Regions from separate parts of the Mus musculus genome. Here region 1 is linked to region 2. A link is a loop called in an ENCODE intact Hi-C map of the cell type or tissue named here. Cell type or tissue: heart. All regions are shown on one strand. Each heading gives the region's core, and the rest is flanking DNA. Links, peaks and the distances in the headings are about the cores only.

Region 1 (5,377 bases), core at 130-5,129, 51 kb after region 2:
TATGCTTGTGTGCAGCTGACTGAAACAGATGCAGATGCTCACAGCCATACATTAGACAGAAGTCAGGGACACTTATGGAAGAGTTAGGGGAAGGATTGAAAGCCCTAAAGTAGATGGGAACCCCAAAGGAAGACCAACAGAGTCAACAAACCTAGAGTCCTGAGGGCTTTCAGAATCTAAGCCACCAATCAAAGAACATACATGGGTTGCAAAGGCCTCTAGCACATATGTAGCAGACAGGCAGCTCAGTTTTCATGGCTGTCCTGGCTGATCTCAGTGGTAGAGGTTGCAGGTAATCTGGAAGAGACTTGACGTGCCAGGTGGGGGGGATACCTAGGAGACCCCCACCCTCTCAGCAGAGAAGGGGCGAGGGAGGGACCCCTGTGAAGGAGGGACATGGGGAGTAGTGTTTGGGATGTAAATTAATTAATTAGTTAATTAATTAAAAAAGAAAGCAAAAACAAAAGTATGGGTTCCCAGCATGCAGTGGGACAGAAACAAAAATAGACAAGTTTGGAGCAGAGAAGTCCTGAGTATTTCAGCTGGAAAATAACAGACTTGGAAATGCATGCTCTGCAGAAAGAGAAGACACTGAGGTCCAGGACAGCGTGCATCTCCAGCCTCCAGCCCACACAGGCTCTCTGCCTCCAGCTGTTATTGGAGCCTGGCAACAGATTCTTCTGGCTTCCCTAGGGATCTATGAATCTCAGAGACTCAGTTCTAGACTGATGTAAATTCACATGAGCTTTGCGTCTAGCAATTTCAAACTATCAGCTGCCTTGGATACCTGGCTAGTGTTGAAGGCACATGGCTAGGAAACCTTTAAAGTTCTTTCTAGAAATCAGTAAATATGTCGTATAAAACAATGTGTCAAAATTATATCAAACAACAATAAAAAAACTAAAACAAACAAACAGTAACCCCAGAAAACAACCAGGGAAGTCTGGTGTTATTTTGTTAGTCTAATATAAAGGGTGATCCCCTGAGGGTTCCATGGGGCTAAAAGTTTTATGGGTGACGCCACTTGGTTCAAGATCCATGGTTGCACTGACTAAGATGGTGAAATCACTTGGTTATGACAATTTTCATGATGTCACAAACAAAGATGGTGGAAGGTAAATCCGATGGTTGCATCCATTTTGGTGAAGTGCTCAGCCAACATGGTTCTGTTTTATACAATTCTGAAATGTTTTTCTCTATTTTAAACTTTCAAATGTCTAATGGAATTTTCATCGCTACTATTACAGTTTTATTTTTAAAACTTCTCGTTTGGTATTTGAATGCTTTCTTAAAGAATGAATTCTTTTCTTGTTCAGTGAACAATTATCTCCCCCTTTCAGCATGATAATTAATTATTTTGAAATGTCTTTCAATTTCAATATTTTTTATTACAACTACTTTAACTATCGGTTTCGTTTGCTACTTTTATGTTACAGAGTTTTCTTAAATCCTTGGTCTTTGTAGGAATACCTCTTTTTCCTCAAAGTCCCAGCAACTTTTACTCATTCTTTATAATCCCAAATATCCTTTAAAAAGAAAGTCAAGTTACATTTTTGTTATTTTTATTCAAGATTAATTAAATATTAAATTCCTTTACTGTATTTGAAAAGTATTTTAAGAGCTAAAAGTTCCATTTCCTGAAGTTTGAAGAATATAATTTTAGGACACAACTCTAAAGTAATTTTTAAAATACCTATTTCTGGCCTGAACCTTGTAGAGGGAGGGGGTCACTCTTGTGTTTGGGGTGGGGTCACTCTTGCAACTATAACACGTGGGAGGTTGAGATAGGAGGGTTGCTTCAAATTTCTGGACAGCCTGAACCACATAGAGAGATCAGCATAAACTACAGAGCTAGATGATCAACAACAGAATGAATGAATGACTGAATAAAAATATTCCTGGCTGATTTATTGTTTTCCAGTGTTAGGAATCAAACTCGGGGCCTAAAGCATGCTAGATAAATTATCTATGAATTATGTACACATGCTTTTTTATGACATTTTAATCTTGACTTCCGGAGGCTGACTTAGAAGAAAATATGTTTGTTGTTGTGGAAAAGAAGCTTAAGGCAGAAAGTGGGGTAGAAATCTTAGAAGTCATCCCTGAAGACTTCTAAGATGAGGAATCTTGCCCCGGTGACTTGAGGGCATCATGGAGGGCTTGCTGTGTGCTAGCACCACAGGACATGACCGCTTTCCATATATTATATTCAATCTTCAAATCACACACACACAAGATTTAACATTTTGTGTGTGTGCATGCAAACTCAAGCATGCACACATGTATGCTACTGAGTGTACACGGTTCCCAGGAGTCAGAGGGCAACTTGTAGGGGCTAGTTCTTCCTTTCCACCTTGCGAATTCCAGGGCTTGCACTCTATTCGCCAGGCTTGGTGGCAGGCATGTTTACCAACTAAGCCATCTTTCTGGCCCTAGTCTCCAAATCAATAATGTAGTGGAAGCAGGCTCTGAGAAGTCAAGTAAGCTGGTCTGGTCTATGTTGGAAGTGATAGGGCTAGACTTCAAGGCTAGGTTTGGCTGACTCCTAACCCATGACTTGCAATGCTGTTCAGTCCTCAAACTGGAGTCTAAGGCATTTCCTCAGGTGAGGTAATGGTCTGTCGTCATTTGAATCAAATGCCACCCCCCTGAATAGATCTAGAAGATGTGGTTTTCTGGAGAAAGGATATCACTGGAGGTGAGCTTTGAGAGCATAAAGACTTATACCATTGTACCATTTCTAGTTCACTCTCTGCTTCCTGCTTGAGGTTGACAGCGTGACCTCCATTTCCAGCTCCAACCGCCACGCATTTGCTCTGTCCATCATGGATGCTAATCCTGATGGAACCGTAAGCCCAGATTCACTCCTTCATCTGTAGGTTGTCACAGTCATAGTATTTTGTCACAGCAATAGAGAAGTAATTTAGTGTCCTTCAGAAAGAAGAGGTAGAGATGAGCTAAGGTTTTTAATGTGATTATTTGGGAAAATTGTTCTTATATTTTATACTTGAGGACTTCTGGGACACATTGGAGCAACACCAGCTCTTAATGGAGCCTCCTCTGACATCACGTGCCCTTCCTATTTTCAGATGTAGTTTTAGTGAGAGGAAGGCTGACCTCTCCTCAGAAAGGCACTGGCTCTGACCTGCCTGTTATCTGAAGCCCTGCTTTCACAACTCCACACTTTTGGTCTCTCCATCAGTAGCTGTCTGCTGGGAGTTCTCATCTGGCTGCTTTGTTCATGGTGCTTCAGAGGTGATGAGCTGTGTGTGAGGCCCCTTCAGATCCAGGGCCCAGGAGGGACATTCCACAACAGGGCCTGTGGGCAGAAACAAGAGACTTCTGGAGGATTTAGGGGTTTGCTATAAGAGGGAGGTGTGCACATGGAAACCAACCAACATGTTTGTGACTGTACTTTAGGCAGCACCAGAAGGACAGGGCAAGCCTGCACTGATTTGGATGGCTTGGAGTTTTCAATTTTCAGATTTTTTTCCCTGTTGCTATTTCATGTATTCAGACTTGAGAATTGCTTACTAAGCTGAGTTGGAAACTTATATTTGAAGTGGCAGGAGACCCCCTAGGTAAGAGCAGGACCCTGCTACTCTAATAGATGTATGATCCATTTTTTCCCTTGTATAAAAAAATTCAAGGTTCCAATTGGAGCCTTAGTAGGAAGATGTAAAATTCCAGTACAAAATCATGCTTGCTGGCCTCTTGTGTCTTGACAGTATATTGTAGTGCAAGTCAGATAAGTTCCTCTGGTGGTAGACAGTTCTTGAAAGTACCCCAAGGGGTAGAGACAGAACAGTTGCTTCTGGAAGCATCTTAGACTATGGTTTTCCAGTCTGAACAAGAATGTATCTACAACGAAACATTTGCAGTTAGCTGGGCAGCAGGCACATCCAAGACCACTCATAACCTGGACGGGCAAATGGATGTGTCCTAACTTTTAGCCATAGAGGGGAGGTGACAGTCCCAGCTGAAATTATAAATAGTTAGTATACTTCTCTGAAGAGAGGCAATCTGTGGCTATCTCAAGTTGCAAGTTAGCAGAGTTCATAGGAAAGCAAAGTTTCCAGTTGCCCTTTTGATAAACACATTCTTGGAAAGGGCTACCTACTGAGGGACCCTGGGGAAGATATTTTGAGCAGTCTGAGGCTGTCTGTCTGCACTCTTTGTTCTCACAGTTTGAAGTCCTTTCCAGTTTAATTATCAGGAATGAGGAGTTAGCATCCAACTGGCAGTTTTGATCAATATCTGTCAGCTAGGATCTGGTGGGCACCAGAACATGAAACATCCCAAGGCCTTCACTGCCCTATCCTCTGGTCACAGGGATACGAGGAGTTCATAGAGGTGTTTATCAGTGCCCACTAACATGGATTTTTGCTTTGTCTCTTTTTATTAGTCCTTCCATCTATACTGTCCTGACCCCAGCATGCGGCACACACAGTCATACCTGCTGCTGAAGTTAAGGACGTTTAATATATAGTTTATGCACCAAATAAACACTATGACCTCAGTTACGTATCCCTCATGTACAATCTTGGTCTCAAAGACGCTGTTTACCTACATTGTCAGTCTGATTCTCTTTCTTGACCTTACTACCATTACTGAAGTCTCAGGTCATTGGATCATGGAAGACATGAGGCTTCAGAACTACCCTTTAGTTTTAATAGTAAATAAATCTTCTGCAACTCATTTGCATCTTAGTTCTCCCAGTATATCTTAAGTCCTCTAAATATTTGAGAACTGGTTTTGACCACTGCTGAATCAAATCTCCTGCCTGGTTTTAGAGTTGCTGGATGGGAAGAGCCACACCCCTTCTGTGCAGTGGTGTTGTCTGTCTTCTAACACTACCACCACCTTCTCATTTCCCACAGTGCTATTCACTTGAGCCATATGAAATTGCCACCATGTGAAGATCAGTACAGAGGAATAATGAGAAGTGTTTACCTCCTGTAAACACTATTGTCTTGGTTACATGGTGACAAAGAGACACCATGACCAAAGCAACTTATAAAAGAAGATACTAATTGGGGATTACAGTTTCATGCCTATCATGATAGGAGCATGGCACAGGCAAGACAGGCATGGGGACAGAGCAGTAGCTGAAAGCTTACATCTTGGAATAACCACAAGGCAGAGATAGATAGCTGGGAATGGCATGAGCTTTTGAAACCTCAAAGCCTACCCATAATGACACACCTCTTCCAAACAAGGCCACACCTACTAATTCTTCCCAAAGAGTTCCACTAACTGGGGACCAAATATTCAAACATAAGAGCCTACTTAGGCCATTCTCAACCATTCAAACCCCCACAATACCTCTGAAGTTCCCTTTCAGCCTCCAATCTTATACATTACATAGGTGTACACA
Region 2 (5,377 bases), core at 94-5,093:
TAGATACAGAAATGTGGTACATTTACACAATAGAGTACTACTCAGCTATTAAAAACAATGACTTCATAAAATTTGCAGGCAAATGGATGGAACTTGAAAATATCCATCATCCTGAGTGAGGTAACCCAGTCACAAAAGAACACACATGGTATGCATTCACTGACAAGTGGGTATTAGCCCGAAAGCTCAGAATAGCCAAAATTCACAGACCATATGAAGCTCAAGAAGAAGGAAGACCAAAGTGTGGATGCTTCAGTGATTCTTAGAAGGGTGAACAAATTACTCACAGGAGGAAATATGGAGACATAGTGTGGAGCACAGACTGAAGGAAAGGCTATCCAGAAACTGCCCTACTGTGGGATTCATCCCATATACAGTCACCAAGCCCAGACGCTATTGTGGATGCTGAGAAATGCTTGCTGACAGGAGCCTGATATAGCTGTCTCCTGAGAGGCTCTGCCATAGCCTGACAAATACAGAGGTGGATGCTTGCAGTCAACCATTGGACTGAGCACGGGGTCCCAGATGGAGGAGTTGGAGAAGGGACTGAAGGAGCTGAGGGGGTTTGCAGCCCCGTGGAGGGAGCAACAGTGTCAACCGGTCAGACCCCCACCCCGGACCTCCCAGGAACTGGACCACTAACCAAAGAGTACACATGGAGGGTCCCATGGCTCCATGTGGCAGAGGATGGCCTTGATGGACATCAGTAGGAGGAGCAGTCCTTGGTCCTCTGGGGGTTCAATGCCCCAGTGTAGGGGAATGCCAGGGCAGGAAGGTGGGAGTGGGTGGATGGGTGGGGGCACACCCTCATAGAGGGTGGGGTTGGGGGGGGGAGTCCCGGAGGGGAGACCTGGAGAGGTGACAACATTTAAATGTAAATTTAAAAAAATCCAATAAAAGAAAAAAAAAAAGAAAAAAACCAAAGGGAACTAGAAACCCTAAGAATATAATTTTATCTCTTATTTTGGTGCCAAAAAGAGACTTAAAATCAGTACCAGGGTCACTTTATGCCAAGTACTAAGTATTTTGAGATGAAGAGAAAGGTGTCTACACTCTGGGCTTGGAAATTGAGGGAAAGTACAGAGTGTTCTAGAATTTTGGAGGGAAGGTTCTAGAAGTACTAAGTAGAATGACAAAATCTACAAGTTCAAAACTTGCTTAACAACAGGTTGGATCTGGACAATCAGAGGACCCTATCAGGGGAGATTGCATAGCTCTTAGTAGACATTCTATCTTATATTTTCTTAAGGCTAGCAAGGGCACGCCTAACTTGATAATAGAAGGTTTGCCCAGCAAGACCCTGGATTCCATCCCTAGCTTTTCCGTGCTTGGAAAACATTTATTTCATTATTGATTTTTGTGTGTGTTTGTGTGTGTGTGCGTATATGTGTCATTATGTATCTCTTTACACACACGTGTATGTGTATGTGTACATGTACATGCTGATCTACAGAGGCCAGAAGAGGCCAGAGAGGTCCCTAAAGGTGGATTATAGATAGTTGTGAGTTGACTTCTGGGATCCAGTTAAGATCAGCCAGCACTCTTAACCACTAGGCCAGCTCTCCAGTCCCCTAGTCTTTTTTAACATTAGAAAAAGTTCCTAAAATGTAATGATCTGAACTGATTAGTCCTCCACTCAATGAAAACCAAAGGCTTTTGTAAAATAGGCTGAATCCTACTGTGTATTTGACTTAATCATGAAACATTTGAATATCAGCCTAGTAATAACACAGAATCCAATTTACATTCCCAGAGAAAGAAGAACACAACAACAAATCTGTAAACTGTACCTGTGAGGTAAAATCATATGAGCCTAAAACTTGGGTTTTATGTTTGAGCTTCAGAATTATAAACAAACAAACCTGGGTTGAGGTTTTTTTTTTTTTTAATTATGGTAAAATTCATCACATAGAGTCTGGCAAGGGATCCTTCTATAAACTATATCATTGCCATCTGTGTCATTTTATCAATATTGAGAATGTTATGCAATCTGCCAGAGCATCATTCAGTCCAGTACAGCTTAACTGCAAGAAATAGTAAAATCTGCACATAGTCCCATTAAAGTACACAGTAGCTCTGGACTTTCAAACTATCAGCCCTAGCATGTAAGTCATCTTGTATAAACATGCTTTCCCAGAGTAATCAGACACATCAGTAATTGGCCTGTCCACCCAGGCCTTCCGGAAATACTGGGATGGGGAGGGGAGGGGGGCTCAAGTACCTTGCTGTTTGACCCTATCTTGTGTTTATGTTAGAATTTTTCTTCTTCCTTTGCTTTCTCTTTAAAAGCTCTTCTGGCTTTCAGTTCTGTTTCCCACCAAGAGAGGTCAAGGTGAGGAGGCACCCTGGCTCTTCTCAGCATCCAAGTGGCTGTTTGGGGAGCTGGGGTCCTGAGGTCCCAGTGCCTGCCTGGGTCTAAGACACTCCCTTTGTGCTGAGCACAAAGCCATCTGAGCCCAGTTGGCATTTATGTATGGCCTGAATGTGCACTGGAATTGACTGGCATGAAGAAACAAAGAAACAAAGACCAAACAAACAAACAAAGTAAATGAGATCCTTACCTGTGATGTTAGAGGTCAGAGCCCTTCCTTCTGCCCAGCAACCAGACCAGTGGGGATGAGGGCCAGCACTGTGCAGGCAGGCCCTGGGCTTCATTGGGTTGCTTTAATGTTGTGGGACTTTTGTCAGCAGAGTTATAAATAAGGCATGTCCACTGGCCCAGCCCAGTAGATAAGAGTCCAACCCTGGCTCCTGCAAGCCTTTTTTGGTCTCTAAATGCAGAAAGTCATAGGCTCCAGTTGGGAAGGGGCTGCTATGCACGTCCCCATTTGGCCTGCCTGTTTCAAGGACACCCTCCCAGGACCTCACATGTATTCCAGTAATATAAGAGTAACTGCAAGAGGGAGGCTGCTTGGTCCAGAACTTCTCAGTGTATACCCCAGGGCTGTATGCCTCATTGGAGGCTGCAGACAGCTGGCACAAGAGTGGGAGGCACTTCTCTGGGGATACATGAGCACGTCCAAGGGCTCAGAAGGGAGAGCCTGGTGTTTGACGCTCCCTGTTGGAAACAGTTTACTGACCTTCCTTCCCCAGCTTACACGGACAAGGGCATCTGCCTACGTGAGTATTCTAGAAAGCCCAAAAGGATTTGTGGGATATAGCACCAGGCACATGTTTGGCTGTGGACTGGAATTCATTTCCAGAAAGGCATGCCTTCTCTCTTATCCCTACTCATGAGTGACTAGTGATTCTGTGTGGGACTGAAATGGAGGGTTTATTGGAGTCTTTGACAGAGCCATGTGCCAGAAGACTACTCCAGAGCCTCCTTAAGTTTCCAATGTCTGAGTAGATGGTCATGGCATCTCATGCCCCTGCCTCCATCCTATCCCTAGGCTGTGTGTTTGGCACTAGCTACTGAGTTCTCACAGTAGATTGGCTTGGGTCAGTTCATCCCACTGCAGGGGTATGGACAGATAGTAGGCGAGGACAGTTCTGTAGATTCTTTTTCATTAGGAAGTGTGGCCTTGTTGGAGCAGATGTGGACTTGTTGGAGGTGTGTCATTGGGAGTGAGCTTTGTGGTTTCAAAAGCCCACACCAGACCCAGACTCTCCCCTCTCCCCCTCTCTCTCCCCCCTCATCTCTCCCTTTCTCTTTCTCTCTCTCTCATCCTCTCTCCCTCTCCCCCCCTCTCTCCCCCTCTTTCCCATTCTCTCCCTTTCTCCCCCTCTCTCCCTGTCTCTCTCTTCCTCTCTCCCTCTCTCCCTCTCTCCTTCTCTCCCCCTCTCTCCCCCTCTCTCTCCCTCTCTTTCTCTCTCCTCCTCTCTGCCCTTCTCTCTCTCTCTCCCTCTCTCCCCTCTCTCTTTCTCCCTCTTTCTCCTCCTCTCTGCCCTTCTCTCCCTATCTCTTCCCCTCTCTCCCCCTCTCTCTCTTTCTTCCTCTCTCCCTCTCTCTCCCTCTCTCTCTTTCCCTCTCTTTCCTATCCTCCCCCCCCCCCCTTTTGGATCAGGATTAGGATTTAAAGCTCTCAGCGACTGCTCTAGCACCATGCCTGTTTGCTTCCTGCCATGATGCTAACAGACTAATCCTGCTTTCTGCTGTCATGCTCCCCACCATAATGATTATGGAATAAACCTCAGAAACTGTAAGCAAGCTCCCAATTAAATTCTTTCTTCTATATGAGTTACCTTGGTCTTGGGGTCTCTTCATAGCCATAGAACAGTGACAAAGACACCTCTTCCCTTTGCACAGATCATCCCAGCAGAGCTGGTTAATGTTTTATACCCTCAAATGGGAGGAGGGGTAAAGTTTCCTTTCAAGTGTCCAGCTGCTCCCTGCCAACTGGTGACTCTGCTCCTGGCCTGGAAGAGGACTAGAGGGATATAGAGGCTAGGGAAGGTTAGGAGGCAGGGTTTTCCATCTATCCCTGTTGGGAAAAGCTTTCAAGAAGGGCAGGAGTTGTCTTGGATCAGCTCTAAGTAACTTTACCTTCTGCGTCTGTGGATTCAACTGTGGGTTGTGGAAATCTTGGATCCAGATGAAAAATACTACCCACCAAGTTGCATCTCTGGAATCCATTTTTTTATCCCTATGATCTAAGGTATAGAATGGGTTCTCAAAGTGTTTCTGTCAGATGGCTGTCATGAAGAATGGCCTGGGATAATTCTAAACAGTGGTGGCTCAAGCCACCACTGGAGCTGAAGCCTCAACCCCCTAGACTGTCTTTCTGAATGGGGTTGACAAAGTCCTTGGGTTGACCAGCCTTTCCTGCCTCTGGTGTCATTGACTGATCCATGGGCCTCAGAGTTAGTCTCTCAGCTCCTGCCACCCCCTGGCTCTTACTGCTCACTCTACTCTGAAGCAGACTACCAAGATTATAATTCATCTTTCCCAAAGTGTGTTATAGAAATTATAACCACTTTCCTTTCCCCTAAATGCAGCCATAAAACTTAAAAGTACCACACTAATTCTTCCCGGGGTTTTTTCCCCTGGAGGGAAGAAAAACTGTACAGAGGACTCAGCAAGAGCCTGGACATCCAGGCCTGGCTGGATTTCCCCACTCTACTTCCATTTCCCTCACACCTCTGCTTGATCACATTTCTACCTGTCCTTCATAGATCTATATACAAACATTAGTAGCCTCCTAGTTTCCAGTCTACAATCTCCTGTGTCATATGGAACTGGGATCAAATGCATTTATGTGCTTTGCTCTTGCTAATATGTCTGTTGTGTTGGGTATGGTAGACAAGAGAAAGATTAGCTCTCATACAATGCAGGGACTTCCAGTGTGAGATTAGCTTCTAGGGGATGGTGGGGGAGGTTTCTAAAAGAAGGCAGAGAGACTGTAGGATAGAAAAACCAAGCAGGGGGTGGGGAACC

Evidence for each region. A loop is a pair of places that touch in the nucleus more often than their neighbours do. Peaks named below come from ENCODE experiments on the same cell type or tissue, not always from the same donor. Only the 100,000 strongest peaks of a DNase experiment are listed, where the experiment ranks them.
Region 1: a loop joins it to region 2, with 4 times the contacts of the local background. A loop is called at or near these places in 8 of 42 quality-filtered maps.

The regions. Positions count from the first base shown.
Region 1 is chr1:43,244,570-43,249,946 of GRCm38, forward strand. Gm29040 (a long non-coding RNA gene) reads right to left here. Exons shown (of 3, transcript XR_003947809.1): 3 at 3,589-5,377. Among named protein-coding and RNA genes, the nearest start is that of Gm29040, 14 kb to the right of the region's middle. In heart, for the core only: no CTCF peak of the experiment used is centred there; DNase peaks (open chromatin) are centred at 662 and 3,232; H3K27ac peaks cover 2,178 bases.
Region 2 is chr1:43,194,090-43,199,466 of GRCm38, forward strand. It overlaps a transcript of Fhl2 not described here. Among named protein-coding and RNA genes, the nearest start is that of Fhl2, 33 kb to the left of the region's middle. In heart, for the core only: no CTCF peak of the experiment used is centred there; a DNase peak (open chromatin) is centred at 2,912; H3K4me3 peaks cover 2,004 bases; H3K27ac peaks cover 2,070 bases.